Linked DNA regions of Homo sapiens: region 1 is linked to region 2. A link is a loop called in an ENCODE intact Hi-C map of the cell type or tissue named here. Cell type or tissue: PC-3. All regions are shown on one strand. Links, peaks and the distances in the headings refer to the core of each region. The heading gives the core; the rest is flanking DNA.

What was found. Peaks named below come from ENCODE experiments on the same cell type or tissue, not always from the same donor. Only the 100,000 strongest peaks of a DNase experiment are listed, where the experiment ranks them.
Region 1: a loop joins it to region 2, with 4 times the contacts of the local background. A loop is called at or near these places in 5 of 110 quality-filtered maps.

The regions. Positions count from the first base shown.
Region 1 is chr4:147,357,954-147,366,291 of GRCh38, forward strand. No RefSeq gene overlaps it. Among named protein-coding and RNA genes, the nearest start is that of MIR548G, 17 kb to the left of the region's middle. In PC-3, for the core only: no CTCF peak of the experiment used is centred there; a DNase peak (open chromatin) is centred at 3,928; H3K27ac peaks cover 2,718 bases.
Region 2 is chr4:147,573,859-147,582,196 of GRCh38, forward strand. The region is part of intron 3 of LINC02507 (long intergenic non-protein coding RNA 2507); the gene reads left to right. Among named protein-coding and RNA genes, the nearest start is that of LINC02507, 8.3 kb to the left of the region's middle. In PC-3, for the core only: no CTCF peak of the experiment used is centred there; a DNase peak (open chromatin) is centred at 4,303; H3K4me3 peaks cover 530 bases; H3K27ac peaks cover 3,510 bases.

The DNA of each region.
Region 1 (8,338 bases), core at 99-8,098, 220 kb before region 2:
TCAGCCCAGCCGCGACCCTGTCTGGGAGGTGAGGAGCGTCTCTGCCCGGCCGCCCTGTCTGAGAAGTGAGGAGACCCTCCGCCTGGCAGCCACCCTGTCTGGGAGGGAGGTGGGGGGTCAGCCCCCGCCAGGCCAGCCGCCCCGTCCGGGAGGGAGGTGGGGGGTCAGCCCCCCACCCGGCCAGCCACCCCGTCTGGGAGGTGAGGGGCGCCTCTGCCCGGCCGCCCCTACTGGGAAGTGAGGAGCCCCTCTGCCCGGCCAGCCGCCCCGTCCGGGAGGGAGGTGGGGGAGTCAGCCCCCCGCCCGGCCAGCCGCCCCGTCCGGGAGGGAGGTGGGGGGGTCAGCCCCCCACCCGGCCAGCCGCCCCGTCCGGGAGGTGAGGGGCGCCTCTGCCCAGCCACCCCTACTGGGAAGTGAGGAGCCCCTCTGCCCAGCCACCACCCCGTCTGGGAGGTGTACCCAACAGCTCATTGAGAACGGGCCATGATGACAATGGCGGCTTTGTGGAATAGAAAAGGGGGAAAGGTGGGGAAAAGATTGAGAAATCGGATGGTTGCTGTGTCTGTGTAGAAAGAAGTAGACATGGGAGACTTTTCATTTTGTTCTGTACTAAGAAAAATTCTTCTGCCTTGGGATCCTGTTGATCTATGACCTTACCCCCAACCCTGTGCTCTCTGAAACATGTGCTGTGTCCACTCAGGGTTAAATGGATTAAGGGCAGTGCAAGATGTGCTTTGTTAAACAAATGCTTGAAGGCAGCATGCTCGTTAAGAGTCATCACCACTCCCTAATCTCAAGTACCCAGGGACACAAACACTCTGCCTAGGAAAACCAGAGACCTTTGTTCACTTGTTTATCTGCTGACCTTCCCTCCACTATTGTCCTATGACCCTGCCAAATCCCCGTCTGCGAGAAACACCCAAGAATGATCAATAAAAAAAAAAAAAAAGAAAGAAAATAGATTTTCAACAACCCTATCAACAAGCCAGTCACGAGAGACCATATGTTGTATATTTCTATTTATGTGAAATGTCCAGACTAGGTAAATCCACAGAGGCAAAAAAGTAGATTAGTAGTTGGCAAGGGCTGGGGGTGGAAAGTGGGAAGAATAGGGGACAATAGGAAGTGACTGCTAATGGGTATGAGGTATCTTTTTTAAGTGATGAAATATTCTAAACTTAGATTTTAGCAATAGTGCAAAATTCTGTGCATATAATAAAAAGCATTGAATTATATACATTAAATGAGTGACATGTATAGCATATAAATTATGTCTCCTGTATTAGTCTGTTCTAATACTGCTATGAAGAAATACCTGAGCCTGGGTAATTTATAAAGAAAAGAGGTTTAATTGACTTACAGTTCCGGATGGCTGGGGAGGCCTCAGGAAACTTACAATCATGACAGAAAGGGAGTCAAACACATCCTTTTTCACATGGCGGCAGGAGAGAGAAGTGACGAGCAAAGGGGGAAGCCCCTTATAAAACCATCAGATCTTGTGAGACTCACTCACTATCATAAGGACAGTATGTGGGTAACCACCCTCACGATTCAATTATCTCCCACCGGGTTACCTCCCCCAACACATGGGGATTATAGGAACTACAGTTCAAGATGAGATTTGGGTGGGAACACAAAGTCTGACCATATCATCCCCATAACACTTTTTTAAAAATATCCTCTCAGAGGTTTAGTTTCCTAGAGCTGCTCAATATATGGATGGGTCAATAAAATCCAAGTGAGAGGGAGCCTTAAGATGAATCGCCTTTGCCTTACCCTGCTCTTTCTTTGGCAGTGATGTTTGTTGAATTTCTGTTTCCCTCTCTGCTTTCAGCCCATGGACTTGGAGTTGTGTTTCTCCATCAGTTCACTAACTTTGCTTTGAATTTCTGGCTCTCCTTAAAGTAACACCCAGTCCCCCTGTTCGAATGTCCACTGATCACTGACCCTGCCTCCTGGGTCTCATGCAAAGTCTGACACCTGAACACATTTTGGCATCCTTGATCAGCACACTCCTGGACTTTGTCAAGTGGAGTGTCAGTCTCCTCCCAGAAATGCTAGGTTAGAACCAAGGTGGGGACTCTGACGGACCTCAGGCCACACTCTTCAAGCAAAGAAGACTTGGCTTGATCTTGTGACAGCCACTTGTATTTAAATGAGATGCTGGGAAACATATGGAGACCTACACAAGGGAATACCCAAAAGCTTCTTGGGCATTACACTGACCTACATAGTATACGGTTTTCCATTTGGGCTGAGTCACACTGCCCCTGATCAGGATAGATGTTATAGGGAGATGGAACAGAAGGCAGGGAGTTCATAGCAGTACTATCTGGTACCCCAGCATCAGGGATGTCCCCAGCTTCCCGTGATATTCATGTAGGCCCTGGAAGCACCGCTTCATATAGTGATTGTTTATTTAATGTCCAAGTTTGGAATGGCTTAGAAAAAGAAAAAGACCTAAGAGCTTATATGATGTCATGGAAAGATAGAAGTCAGACATGTGGTTTTCTTGGGTTCTTCAGCTTTTCCCAATTTTCTCCACCCCACATTCAGAGCTCTATTTGCCTTCATCTGCAGAATCTCTGTAGGAAGCAGTTTTGAAAGGCACTGCTGAGTCACTGAGTTGTACTGTGGTCTGACTCTCTGATACTTTAAATTCTGATTTGAAGAAATTGCTTGAAAGCACTGATATCTTTTTCTCACCGCTGGCAAATGGCAAAGTTTTCACTGAGTGAAAAGCAATGTTTCGTAAGTGAAAAATATAAGAATCAATTTGTCCATCATTCCATTATCCTGCCCAAACACTTAACAATTAAGGGACAGGCCAGAAGGCTTCAGTTAATTACATAAAAGGTTTTTTTTGTTGTTTGTTTTTAAGTTAGGTTTAAAGAGTCCATGAGCTGCTGACAGTCTAAGAAAAATTCTTTCAGGCATTTAGCTGGAAGTTGTCACAGTTTGAATGGATGGTTTATTCAAAATGAAGATTAAATTTCTTTATAGCAATTCTAATTTCATGGAACTTTAAATCTTAAAAAATTTAATGAAACACCCTAATCTTATAGAAAATAAAAGTAGGAGCCAGTGAATAGAAGTGACTTTCCCAAGTTCCCATAGCTAAATATATGGCAAAACTAGGAATAGAAGGACCCAGGTCATCAGACTGTGGAAACAGGGCCCTATTTTACTTCAGGATGTGCCAATAATTTATGATGATGTGAATCTTCTGAAACTTATACATGATTCAAAGACACTGGGGAGGTGGGAAAAAATGGATTTGGAAGGGATGAGGAAGAATAAGAGGATCAAATAGCATCTTTATTCAGGCTCCCTGCAATGGTTGAAACAGAGAATATTGTAAAGAATATTACATGCCTTCCTGAATCAAAAGTAGCACAGCCCTGCTGGCAGCTAAGGAAGCAGGGTAATAGAAATCCCAACACCTCCACACTCAGCGCCTGGAAAATGAGAACCTAAAGCTTACTGTATTAGGATAAGGACAAGCCCAAAATCAATCATGACCCATGCCAGCCTTAAACAGTTACCATAATCTCTTACACTTGTGTATTATTCTCTTATATTAAAATAAGAATCCTAGTTGTATGCATTTATATTTGATATATAAATATACATTTGCCCTTAAAGGGTCATCTACTATAAAGGAAATTTTTTTAAAGAATTGCAAGGAAGAAATACAGTACGTTACATTTCATTAAACCATTCTCCTGATTTTCTGGAGATCTGACCTAATTTCTCTTTAGGCCTATTAGAAAATGACATCCTTCCATTGGCAGAAACTGTCTAATTACTTTTTGTTATGAGCTATTTCCAACATTGCTGATCTGCAATTCTACAGAGCACTTTCATGAGGGCAGAGGGCAACTGTGAGTCATAGAGACTCTGGGAGGAAAGCAGAGCTCTTTGTCTGAATAAGGAAAAGTTCAGTTGTTCCTTAGGTTTCGGGCATATCAGCTATTGCTGTCATTGGGAGTGTTTCCCAGAACTGAAAGTGAGCCTTTTAGAAAGGTTTGACATCAGGCAAGTGCTCTCTGGGGCAGGAGAGCTGCACTTTTCAGTGATAAGTACAAAGCCTAGGTTCCCTGATGAATAACAGCTTGATGATACTGGGTTAAGTTACTGAACTTCTCTATGAAATTACATCAGCCATACCATTAGGTTGTTTGGACCATTCAATGAAGTAAATACATAAATGTACATAGCCCATCACCTGCATAGATTATATCTTCCATAAGGAATAGTTGCCTTCCTTCCTCTTGGCTAAGGGAATTGGAGGTCTGGCTATACTGTTGGAGAGAAGAGTTGTACCACAAACAGACTCCACTGAAACCATGTGGACTTTGGGAAGACTGGGCCCAAACCATAGCTCAGAAAGAACATTTGGTGAAGGAGCCCAGGTCTATCCAACATGACAGCCACTCTTCTTCATGGTCTAGCCTAGTGCTATTCAAAGTGTGGTCCTTGGCCCAACTGTATCGATATCATCTCAGACCCTCTAAATCTGGATCTCTGGAGTAGGGCCCAAGAATCTGTGGTTCTACCAGCTCACCAGGTGATTCTTTTGCAGGCTCAAGTTTGAAAAACACTGCTTTAGAGAAAGTGTTCCTAGCAAACCCAAGAGGACAGGAAGACATGGACCAGGGTAACAATCAGATTTTCAGGGGCTCAAGCCAAGGAGGTTTTAAGAAAAGGTGTAACAAATGACTGCTAGGAAGCCTCTGGGAAAAACCTTTAGGAATCATGTAACAATTGTCAATTTTATAAACACTTTCGTTCACTTAGCAAACATGAATCCACATGCGCTTATTAATCTTCTAACCAGAAGTAAGCCACTGAGTTTTTCACAAATTGGCTGGACAGGCTGATTCCCAAGACAAGAAGAGATCATCCACAAAATCCTTAAATAAAAAGAGCCTAAGTGCTCATTTTTGGTGACAGCAAGCAAAGAGGGAGATGGGAAGACAGCATTTTACTCAGTAGTCAGTCGTAGGAGGAAAAGAACCAGGGAATGGAAGCAGTCCAAATCCCTAAGGCTTTCAGAAAGCAGGGGGAAAAAATAAAAGCTAGACATGGGACTGAAATCCAGAGGTTGAGACATGACCCATCAGGCACATAACTGGCAGGAAGCCCAGCAGCGAGGCTCCCTCTTAGGAACTAAGCATCTGCCTGTTTTCACGTCTCTGCAACATACTAAATTATCTGTTAGCAAGTAGTTGCAGCATCCACAAAGATCAGGGACACAGGACACTTAGAAAATTCAATTGTGTATGTAAATATTTACCTAGCTACTTCCTTGGAGTCTACAGACCTGTGACATTTTATTGGCAGACAGACTTTATGATTTCAGCGTGCCAGTGTATTTTATCAGAAATAAGTGAAAAAAAAACTCAAAACAACTTGGAAAATAGAGATGTTCAAGTCAAGGTTTATCCACCAATGCCTCTGAAACTGGAGGGGCTTCAGTGCAGACCTTTAATCCACAATGCCTGATTCTGAAGTGGCATGTCTGTGTAAGAGAATTTAACATCCTAAGGATCCGCCAGCCTCTTCTATTTAAAGTCAGGGCCATTGATCCCCTTTTTGGGTTGACCCACACCCCACCAACCCTCAGGATCTGGATGCCATATAAACATTAACCAGAAGAAATCAGTTGCGTATCTCAGGTAGATTTATCTTCTAGGTAATCTTATTCCTAGACATGCTTTTGCTTTTAGTTTCATTATATTTACTTTGCCTTTGCCCTGCTCTTGTGGCCAGTGCCCTCTTTGTGTTTTATCATGAACCTGCTATGTGCCCACCTCAAAGCTGGACACTGTGGTTCAAACATTTCCTTCAGGAAGCCACTAGTCCACTTCCTGTTAGAAAAGATTCTGAACTTCTTTCCCAGATAAGTTGAAGAACCTGTTTTCTGACCTGGTTAGAAATTGAAAACTCAATCGAAAGATTGGCAAAGAAAATTGTGGAAATCTATGAAAGTAGAAAAAAATGAAAAATACAAGAGAAAAGAAAAGAAACTTGAAGGACCAGTACCGAGAATATAATATCTGAACAAGCAAGTTTCATGAAAAAGAGGACAAAAAACATTGAGGGAGGAAATCATCAATTAAAAAATTTAAGAGAATTTCCTAGAACTGAAGAACATTGGTCAGAACGTCAAGATGGATGGAAACAGAGTCACACCCAGGCACATCACTGAGAAATTTCAGAACACTAGGGGTAAAGGGAAAAACAAACACAGTTCCAGAGAGAGGGGGGAAAATCGTATGCAGAGGAACCAGAAAGTGAAATAACTTCTAAAGATACAAAAAACAACAGAAAACTAGAAATTAATAGAGTAATGCCTTCAAAATTCTGAAGGGAAATTATTTTCAATCTAAGTTTCTATAAACAGCCACACCATTATTCAAGTGTCAAAGCAAAATACAGCTATTTTCAGATATTCAAGGGCTCAAAAAAATTTGCTAAAGTGATGAAGGTCTTCAGGCTCAAACAGTGAAAAGTACAATTATAAATAAGCAAATTTAAAATAAGACAACCCCAGGGAATACAGAAAGTTATGTGGGGAAGGAAAAAAATATATACATGTGCATGGTTCATCTGTGAATAAGGTACAGAGGTAATAATAACATAAACCTGTCTACTGGTCTAACCAAAGTTACAAGAGGTCAGGGGAATAGGAAGAAGGATTGTGAGGTATTTGGGATGAGTGTGTGTGTGTGTGAGTGTATGTGTGTATGTGTGTGTGTGCGTGTGTGTGTGTTGTGCAGAAAGAGGAGGAAAAGAGCTGAAATCATCATCTTCCAATGTGGGAAGTCAATAGATAATGTCTAAAACTGGAGGGAAAGATATTGAGGAATAGAAATAGTAAGATATGGGGCCCAGGCGTGGTGGCTCACACCTGTAATCCCAGCCTTTTGGGAGGCTGAGGTAGGTGGATCACTTGAGGTCAGCAGTTCAAGACCAGCCTGGCCAACGTGGCATGGTGGCACACACCTGTAATCCCAGCTACTCGAGAGGCTGAGGCAGGGGAATTGCTTGAGCCCAGGAGGCAGAGGTTGCAGTGAGCTGAGATTACACCACTGCATCCCAGCCCAGGTGACAGAGCGACACTCTACCTCAAAAGCAAACAAACAAATAAACAAATAAATAGTGAGATATTATTCAGAAATATGGAATAAAATGCAAACATCAAAAATCACCTAGGAGTTATAAGTATTTGCTTCTGCAGAAAGACAGGGAGGCAAAGCGACATGAAAGTATTGTTTTTCATTACTAAGTTTTAGAGCTTTTTGACTCCTAAATGTATGGACAATTATAATATTGACTAAAATAAGCAGAGGAGACTGAGGCCCAGCCCTGCTAATAAACAGGAGGGTGGTTAAGACATGGTGTCTGAAGTTAGATCACCTTAATTCACATCCTGGTTTTGTCCCTGACTAATTATATGACCTTGAGTATTTTAACCCCTATAAACCTCTGCTCCCTCAACTTCAAATGGGGGTTGTAAAAATATTTACATCAGAGAGTTGCTTTGATGTTTAAATGGTAAAAGGACTAGGAAGCGATTAGCAGTGCCTGGCATATTATAAGCATTCTTCCTTTCGTCCAACAAATATTGAGGATGTCGTCTATGCATCAGGCACAGCTGCAAGCATTTGGGATTTATCAGTGAATATAAAGTATTTCTGTCCTCATGGAACTTAGTAGAAATTAATGGGGAGAGATAGACAAGAAACAATCAACATAATACTAAGTGAATGATACAGTACATTGAAAAATGGCCAGTGATGCATGCTATGGAGTGAAAAGATCAGGGAAAGGGATATCAGATTGCTGGCAAGGGGAGGCAGGTAGTGCCTGCAAATTTTACCTACATTGGTCAAGAAAAGGCCTGGTGAGAAAGCAACATTTGAGCAAAGACTTGAAGGAGCTAAGGGACCAACAAGTGAAATATTTGGGAGGAGCATTTGTAGGCAGAGGAATAGGTAACTCGAAGCCTCTAAGGTGGCCATGTGCATGGCCTGTTTGGGAAAGAGTCACAAAGCTGGTGTGGATGGAGCCAAGTGAAGGAAAAGTAGCAGGAGACAAGGTCAAAGGGGAACGGGGCACCAGAGAGAGCAAGAAGAGCCTTGAAGACACGAGCAGGATACTGAATTTTACTTAGAGCAAAACAGGGAGCCAGGACTTGACAAAACAGGTTGCAGGGACTTGAGCAGGCTGATATGATCTGATTTGCCAGCTCCTGTTTTAGAGATAGCGCATAGGCAGGAATAGTGGGAGCCAGGAGAGCTGCACAGCAGGAGGTGCCCACAGTGTTCCA
Region 2 (8,338 bases), core at 158-8,157:
TGCCACTGCACTCCAGCCTGGGCAACAGAGCAAGACTCCATCTCAAAACAAAAAACAAAAAACAAAAGAAAAACAAAAAAATAGAGAATAAAGAAGACACAGTTGTTCCTAGAATAACTTCCGTTTACTTTCAGCCAACTGGGAACAAATAAAATTCAGGCCAAATTATTTTTGTCATTTAGCTGCCAAGACAGACAGCACTGCCATACATAACTCCAAAAATGTGTTGTTTTCGTCCCTGTGTGTCACACTACTAGCAGCAGAGAGGGCTTCCCTCACAGCTTATTCTGTTATCTAGAACCAAAGATTCCAGGGCTACAAGTGATCTTTAAAAAATCATCTAGTTGGCTGGGCACAGTGGCTCACGCCTGTAATCCCAGCACTTTGGGAGGCTGAGGCAGGCCGATCACCCGAGGTCAGGAGTTCAAGACCAGCCTGCCCAACATGGTGAAACCCCATCTCTACTAAAAATACAAAAAAATTAGCCAGTCGTGATGGCAGGTGCCTGTAATCCCAGCTACTTGGGAGGCTGAGGCAGGAGAATTGGTTGAACCCAGGAGGTGGAGGTTGCAGTGAGCTGAAATCACACCACTGCACTCCAGCCTGGGCAACAAGAGCAAAACTCCATCTCAAAAAAAAAAAAAGAAAAAAAAATCATCTAGTCCTACCCCCTAACTTTCAGAAGAGAAAACCAAATCCAAAAAGGTTAAATTAATTGCTAAAAGTTGAATCTCTAGCTAGGAACTAGAATGCAAGTGCCCAGACCTTGTTGTAGTCCTGATGTTATATCGTCAATGGGATCGCTATGCTAATTTAAGCATTAAAAGCCTTCACACATGCACTGAATGGGTCCATCTACATATGGGAACTGACTTAAACATGTTTTTACTCAAGAGATTGTTGTTTCCCACAGCTTTCCTTTATAACAACTATTCCATGACAACTAAAGAATTGATGATAGATATACAAGATAGAGTGAATGTGATGGTTAATTTTTTTTTTTTCCGAGACAGAGTCTTACTTTGTCACCCAGGCTGGAGTGTAGTAGCATGATCTCAGCTCACTGTAACCTCCACTTCCCGGGTTCAAGCAATTCTCCTGCCTCAGCCTCCCAAGCAGCTGGGACCACAGGCGTGCACCAACACACCAGGCTAATTTTTTTTATTTTTAATAGAAACGGGGTTTCACCATGTCGGCCGGGCTGGTCTTGGACTCTTGGCCTCATGTAATCCGCCTGCCTCGGCCTCCCAAGTTACTAGGATTACAGGTGTGAGCCACTGCACCCAGCCTAAATGTGATGGTTAATTTTATGTATCAACTTTACTGGGTCATAGGGTGTCCAGATATTTGGTCAAACATTATTCTGGGTGTTTATGTGAGAGTGTTTTTTGGTGAGATTAACATTTAAATTGATAGGCTAAGGAAAAATTACCCTCCCTAATGTGAGTGACCCTCACCTAATCAGTTAAAGGGCCTGATCCGAATAAGAAGGCTGACCCTCCCCCAAGTAAAATAATTCTTTCCGCCTGGCAATCTTCAACATGGGACACTGGCTTTGTTTCTGTTTTGTTTTGTTTTTTTTAGATGGAGTTTCCCTCTTGTCGCCTAGGCTGGAGTGCAATGGCATGATCTCCACTCACTGCAACCTCCGCCTCCAGGGTTCAAGTAATTCTCCTACCTCAGCGTCTTGAGTAGCTGGGATTACAGGTGCACACCACCACGCCCAGCTAATTTTTGTATTTTTAGTAGAGACGGGGTTTCACCATGCTGGCCAGGATGGTCCTGAACTCCTGACCTCAGGTGATACGCCTGCCTTGGCCTCCCAAAATGCTGGGATTACAGGCATAAACCACCATGTCTGGCTGACACTGGCTTTTCTCCTGCCTTAAGACTCAAACTCAAACTCCTGGATGTTGAGCTTGCTGACCTTTAGACCAGAATTACACCATCAGCTCTCCTGGTTCTCAGGACTTTAGGTTTGGGCTGAAACTAAAGCATTGGCTCTCCTTGGTGTCTGAAAAATGTCCTCCCTTATGACTTTCTCCCTTACCTTCTTCATTCACCTCTACTCTCAGATATCACCTTGGCTGACTGACCTCTCCCCACAAGATCTTGGGATTTGCCAGCCTCCATAATTGCATAGGCCAACTTCTTATAACTAATGTTTCTCTAAAGAATGCTGACTGAAACAGTGACATAGTCATGTGCAGTCTTATGTTCTAATATAGTCTTCCTATTAGAGATAAAATTAAAAAAAAAATTCTGACTCTCCTGTGTTTCAAAATGCACCTTGATTTTTTGTTTTCTTTCTTTCTTTTTTTTTTTTTTTTTTTTTAAGATAGAGTCTCACTCTATCACCCAGGCTGGAGTGCAGTAGCACACTCACAGCTCACCACAGCCCCGGCCTCCAAGGCTCAAACAGTCCTCCAACCTCAGCTTCCTGAGTAGCTGGGACCACAGGAAGGCACCACCATGCTCAGCTAATTTATTTATTTTTTGTAGAGATAGAGTCTCCCTATGTCACCCAGGCTGGTCTTGAACTCCTGGACTCAAACAATCCTCCTGCCTCGGCCTATCAAGGTGCTGGGATGACAGGCATGAGCCACTGCGCCTGGCCCAAAAGGCACTTTCAAAGTAATTTTATTAGATTTTTCCAGCTGCTAATACAAATCATTTGGTAGCACCACCATAGATCAGACACATTAAAAAACAAAGAATAAGTGTGAAATCCCAAAAGTGATCACCAATATGAACACTACAATATTCTAGTTGTTTTCTATTGAATTAGGAGATTGAGTTCCTGCACTGGTAAATTTTATTACTAGATCATAAGTCCTCTGGGAAAGCAGGTCAGCTTAGGGTATGGGAAGAGAAATCAGAGTCTGATAAAAAACAGCAATAATCAGCATTTGTTTGGTGTCTACTGTACGCCAGGCACTTTGCAATTATTCATTCATCCAACAGATATTATTGAGCACTTTTTATGTTCCTGACATTGTTCAAGGCTCTGGAGATACAGCCATGTTAAAACAGATTTGATTTCCTGTTCTCATGGAACTTACAGTTTAGAGAAGGGAGACAGACAAGTAACAAATGTTATAGAGAAAAATTAAGTAAGGTAGTGCCAGGTAAAATAAGTTCTAATTTTCGTCAGAGTTGTCAGGGAAGGTATTACCAAAGCCAAGGTGACATTTGAGAGTAGAGCTAACCAGATGTGGTGGCTCATGCCTGTAATCCCACTGTTTTGGGAGGCTGAGGCAGGCAGATTGCTTGAGCGCAGGAGTTTGAGATCAGCCTAGGTAACACAGTGAGACCCTATTTCTACAAAAAATACAAAAAATTAGCTGGGCATGGTGTTGTGCACCTGTAGTCCCAGCTACTCAGGAGGCTGAGGTGGGAGGATCACCTGAGCTCCGGAGGTCGAGGCTGCAGTGAACTGAATTGTGCCAAAACACTCTAGCCTGGGCAAGAGTGAGACCCTGTCTCAAAAGAGAGAGAGAGAGAAGAGAGCTGAATGAAGGAGGTGAGAAAACAAATTTCATATGGGGGAACATTTTTCAGACATGGGAGCAAGCAAGTACAAGGGGCCTACTGCAGATGGATGTTTGTGTGCTCAAAGAACAGCAAGGAAGCTAGGAGGGCTGGAGCAGAGTTCAGCAAGGAGACAAGTCATAGAAGAAGATAGGTCATAGAAATAGCAATGGACCAGATTATGCAGTCATAAGCATCTTTGAGACAGATAGTAATGTTAACATAAATGAGATAACTGGGATTCAGAGAGGTTTGCAATTTTCCCACCATAACTCAGCCTGTTGGAACCTGGCTTAGACCTAGGTATATGAGTCTAGAGCTCTTTTTTTCTTTTCTTTCTTTTTTTTTAGACACTGTCTCTGTTGCCTGGCTGGAGTACAGTGGCGCGATCTCGGCTCACTGCAACCTCCGCCTCCCAGATTCAAGTGATTCTCCTGCCTCAGCCTCCCGAGTAGCTGGGATTATAGGCACATGCCACTATGCCCGGCTAATTTTTGTATTTTTAGTAGAGATGAGCTCTTAATCTTCCCACTTCATTATGTTATCTTTCTCCAGAAAAAGCTTAAATCCTCTCTGATGGTTTTGTATATCCCTAGTATAGTGCTTACAGTAAATATTTGCCTTTTCTTTTTTACTAGCCAACATCACGTATCCTTCCTTTGTGGCGAGAAATCCCCATTGTGTCCGTCTTGGTTTGTCATAGTGAAATCATGTGGTTTCATATTCCTTCTTCCCAGTCTAGGCAGCTAGGGTGAGGGCATGGGATCTGAGTCAACTCGATGCCCCTTTCCTAGACTGAAACTTGAGAATGTAGTGCAAAGATGCAGGGTCAGGTGGCCACATGAGTCATCTGGCAATGCTGGTGGAGAGCATCTAGCAGGGCAATGGCAGCAGTGGCATCCTGACCGGAAGTGCCTGCAGTATGACCTTGGAGGTATTCCTAGAATCCTCCACTTTTCTTGGCCTGGTTTCCATCATTGCCAAATATTCTGTGACCCAAAAAAGTTGAGGGAGCACCTTCAGCTCCAATTATGTACTCTTGCTGAGAAAAATTGTGTAAGACTTCGGAATGCGGAAAAAAAAAGATTACTTTTTTCTCTGAAGATTTATTTTCTTTTCTAGAATGTTCTATACAGCATACTCTTCCCATGATATTGCTACCTTTTATTGTATTTCAACTATTTTACAACTCTATAATTTGTAGAGAGCCAAAAATAATACAAATGTTTCTTGTCCATACAAATGCAAATTAGTTGTATTGGAATGCAATTGATTATCACCTGTGGATAGATCAATGTTACATATGCCTTCAAATTCATGTGAGCTTTTTTTTTTTTTGAGACACCATCTGGCTCTGTCACCCAGGCTGGAGTGCAGTGGCCTGGTCACAGTTCACTGCAGCTTCGACTTCCCTGGCTCAAGTGATCCTCCCTCCTCACCCTACAGGCATGCACCACCGTGCCCAGGTAATTTTTTCTATTTTCTGTAGACACAGAGTGTGACTATGTTGCCTAAGCTGGCTCAAGCAATCCTCCCACCTCTGCCTCCCAAAGTGCTGGGATTACGAGCCACTGCACCCAGCACACTTTAGTATTTTTTATCTTCTTACATATGTGTATGGTACTTTAAATTCTACTTTCAACCTGTTGTAAGTTTTTACTGGTTCTCTCAATAGTTAATGATTTAAATAAAATCTATGCCAAGTCACATTTACTTATCCATTTAAGCATTCTTTATCTGCTTATATGTATGTATGCAGTACTTTGAATTCTTTCAACCAGTAACATTTTATGGGTTCCCTCAACAATTAGTGAGTTAACCAAAATTTGTTACATGTATTCATTTTATATTTATATCAGATGCATGATATAAACATTCACCTTTTAAAAATATTAGCCTTTTAAATCATTATATAAAGAAGATGCCTGCACTCACATGTTTATTTCAGCACTGGTCTCAATAGCAAAGTCATGGAATCAACTTAAGTGCCTATCAATGGAAGACTGGATAAAGGAAATGTGGTATATATACATCATGGAATATTATGCAGTCATAAAAAAGAATGAAGTCATGTTCTTTGCAGCAACCTGAATGGAGCTAGAGGTCATTATCCTGAGTGAAATAACTCAGAAACAGAAAATCAAATACCACATGTTCTCATTTATAAGTGGGAACTAAACAACAGGTACACATGGCCATAAAGATGGAAATAATAGACACTGGGGACTGCAAAGATGGGGAGAAGGGGAGAAGGATAAATGTCAAAAAAAATTATAACCTATTGAGTACAATGTTCACTATTTAGATGATGGGTACCCTAGAAGCCTAAACCTCACCATTACACAATGTATCCATGTAACAAACCTGCACATGCACCTCCTGAATCTTAAAATAATAATAATAATAATAATAATGTAAAAATAAATTTTTAAAAATTAGCCTTTAACAATAATGAACAGGAAAAAAAATCACATCATGGTTCTGTCTTCAGCTCAGAGGTCTCCCCTCTCACCTCCACCCACCACACACAGCCATGTACTTCATGGAACAGGAGACAAGGGCTCACCTTAGTTCTGGCCTTAACCAATTTGCTAATTCACATAGCCTCCATGGGCTTCAGTTTGCTCATCTTCAAAATGAAGAGGATGGCTTCAACACTCTACTATTTGTATTAGTCCATTCTCACACTGCTATAAAGAAATACCTGAGGCTGGGCACGGTGGCTCACGCCTGTAATCCCAGCACTTTGGGAGGCCAAGGCAGGTGGATCACCTGAGGTCAGGAGTTCGAGCCCAGCCTGGCCAGCATGGTGAAATCCCATCTCTACTACGAATACAAAAATTAACCAGACATGGTGGCATGTGCCTGTAATCCCAGCTACTCAAGAGGCTGAGGCAGGAGAATCGCTTGAACCTGGGAGGCAGAGGTTGCAGTGAGCCGAGATCATGCCATTGTACTCCAGCCTGGGCAACATGAGTGAAACTCTGTCTCAGAAAAAAAAAAGAAAGAAAAAGAAAAAGAAAAGAAAAAGAAACATCTAAAACTGGGTAATTTATTTAAAAAAAAAAAAAAGAGGGTTAATTGGCTCACAGTTCTGCAGGCTGTACAGGTTCCAGGGAGGCCTCAGGAAACTTGCAATCATGGTGGAAGGCAAAGGGGAAGCAGCCAACGTCTTACACAGCCAGAACAGGAGGAAGGCAGGGGAGATGACACATTCTGTAAAACAACCAGCTCCTAAGAGCACTTACTCACCACCACAAGAGCAGCACTGAAGGGGAAATTTGCCCCCATCATCCAATCACCTCCCACCAGACCCCACCTCAACATTGAGGATTACAATTCAACAAGAGATTTGGATGGGGACACAGATTCAAACCACATCACTATTCAACTCAGCTCTGCTTCCTTCTGATTTACTGTGTTACCTACCCTATGTCCTTTCCCCACACTATCCCTTGTGAGCTTCTCTTTCCTTTTTCCTGATACTCCTGTGTTTACTTCTCTTTATTTCACCTTCCAACATACCATGTCCTATTTTCCTACTCTTACTTTCTCAACGTTTAGCTCCTCTGTATTCAGCTTCCTGTCTCCCCACCTCCCAAAACACACACACACAACACACACACACACACACGAATACAGAGCTCTTTGTGGGAATCAAACGACTATAAAAAAAACTTGTACTTATTATAGGATTACATGGAAAAAACAAGTAATTTCCACTCAGATTTGCCCTCAATCCCTCCAGAGAAACTACCTCAAAACAAAATAAACAAGTGCTTTACTAAAAAACAAACTAGTAGAACAAACAAACCACTTTGATCCCACTGTTCAGTTTAACCCAGAGGTAGATAATAGCACAAGTAATGTGCTTTCTTTTTATTCCTCCATGATTTCTCTTGCCAGAAGCACATTCAGACCCTCAGCCTTCCCCAGAGGGGCACATCCGTGCTTACTTTTTGTTTTCCGTGGATGCTATGGTTTGAACGTTCCTCCTTCAAAATTTATGTTGAAACTTGACCCCATCATGGTAGTATTGAGAGGTGGGGTTTTTGGGGAGGTGATTAAATCATGAGAGTTCCATCCCTGTAAATGGACTAATGCCTTATAATATGGCTAAAGGCCCCATTTTGCCTTCCACCTTCTGCCATGTGAGGACATAACAAGAAGGCCCTAACCAGACACCAGATGCCAGCACCTTGTTCTTGACTTCCCAAGCTCCAGAACTATGAGAAATAATTCTCAATTGCTCATGAATTACCCAGTCTGTGGCATTTTGTTATAGCAGCACAAATGGCTACAGAAGTCCACTCAGGCCTGTGTAGTAAGACTCAGGGTGTTTTATTATTTCCTTGTGCTTCCCACAACACACCAAGCATCTGCAAAGTCAGCCTCCCTTACAGAATCTGCTGTTACGAAATGCTTTTATGTATATTTTTTTACTCAGTTTAGTTAAGAGTTCAGATGATAACTTGTCTACCCAAAGTAATGACTCAGTAAGAAAGCCAAATTAGATTCTCCCAAGAGTTGTTACCCACATTGTTGGTCAGTGTGATGTGATTTCTAAGGTTTCTTACAGCTCATAAAATGTCTTGGGGTGTTAGGAGGTTGTAGGAATTGTGTCAAACAAAGAAGGCAAGAGAAACTTCCAGGCCAAAGAAATGCATGTGCAAAGCATGGACTCTTCAAACGGCCCCAGAATTCTGGGGATGGGGATTAAGTAGTTCAATGTGGTAGCAGTAAGAGGACTGTGTAGAATGGAGGACAGGAGGAAGATAAACGCTTAGGAGGGGACAAGTCTTTAAAG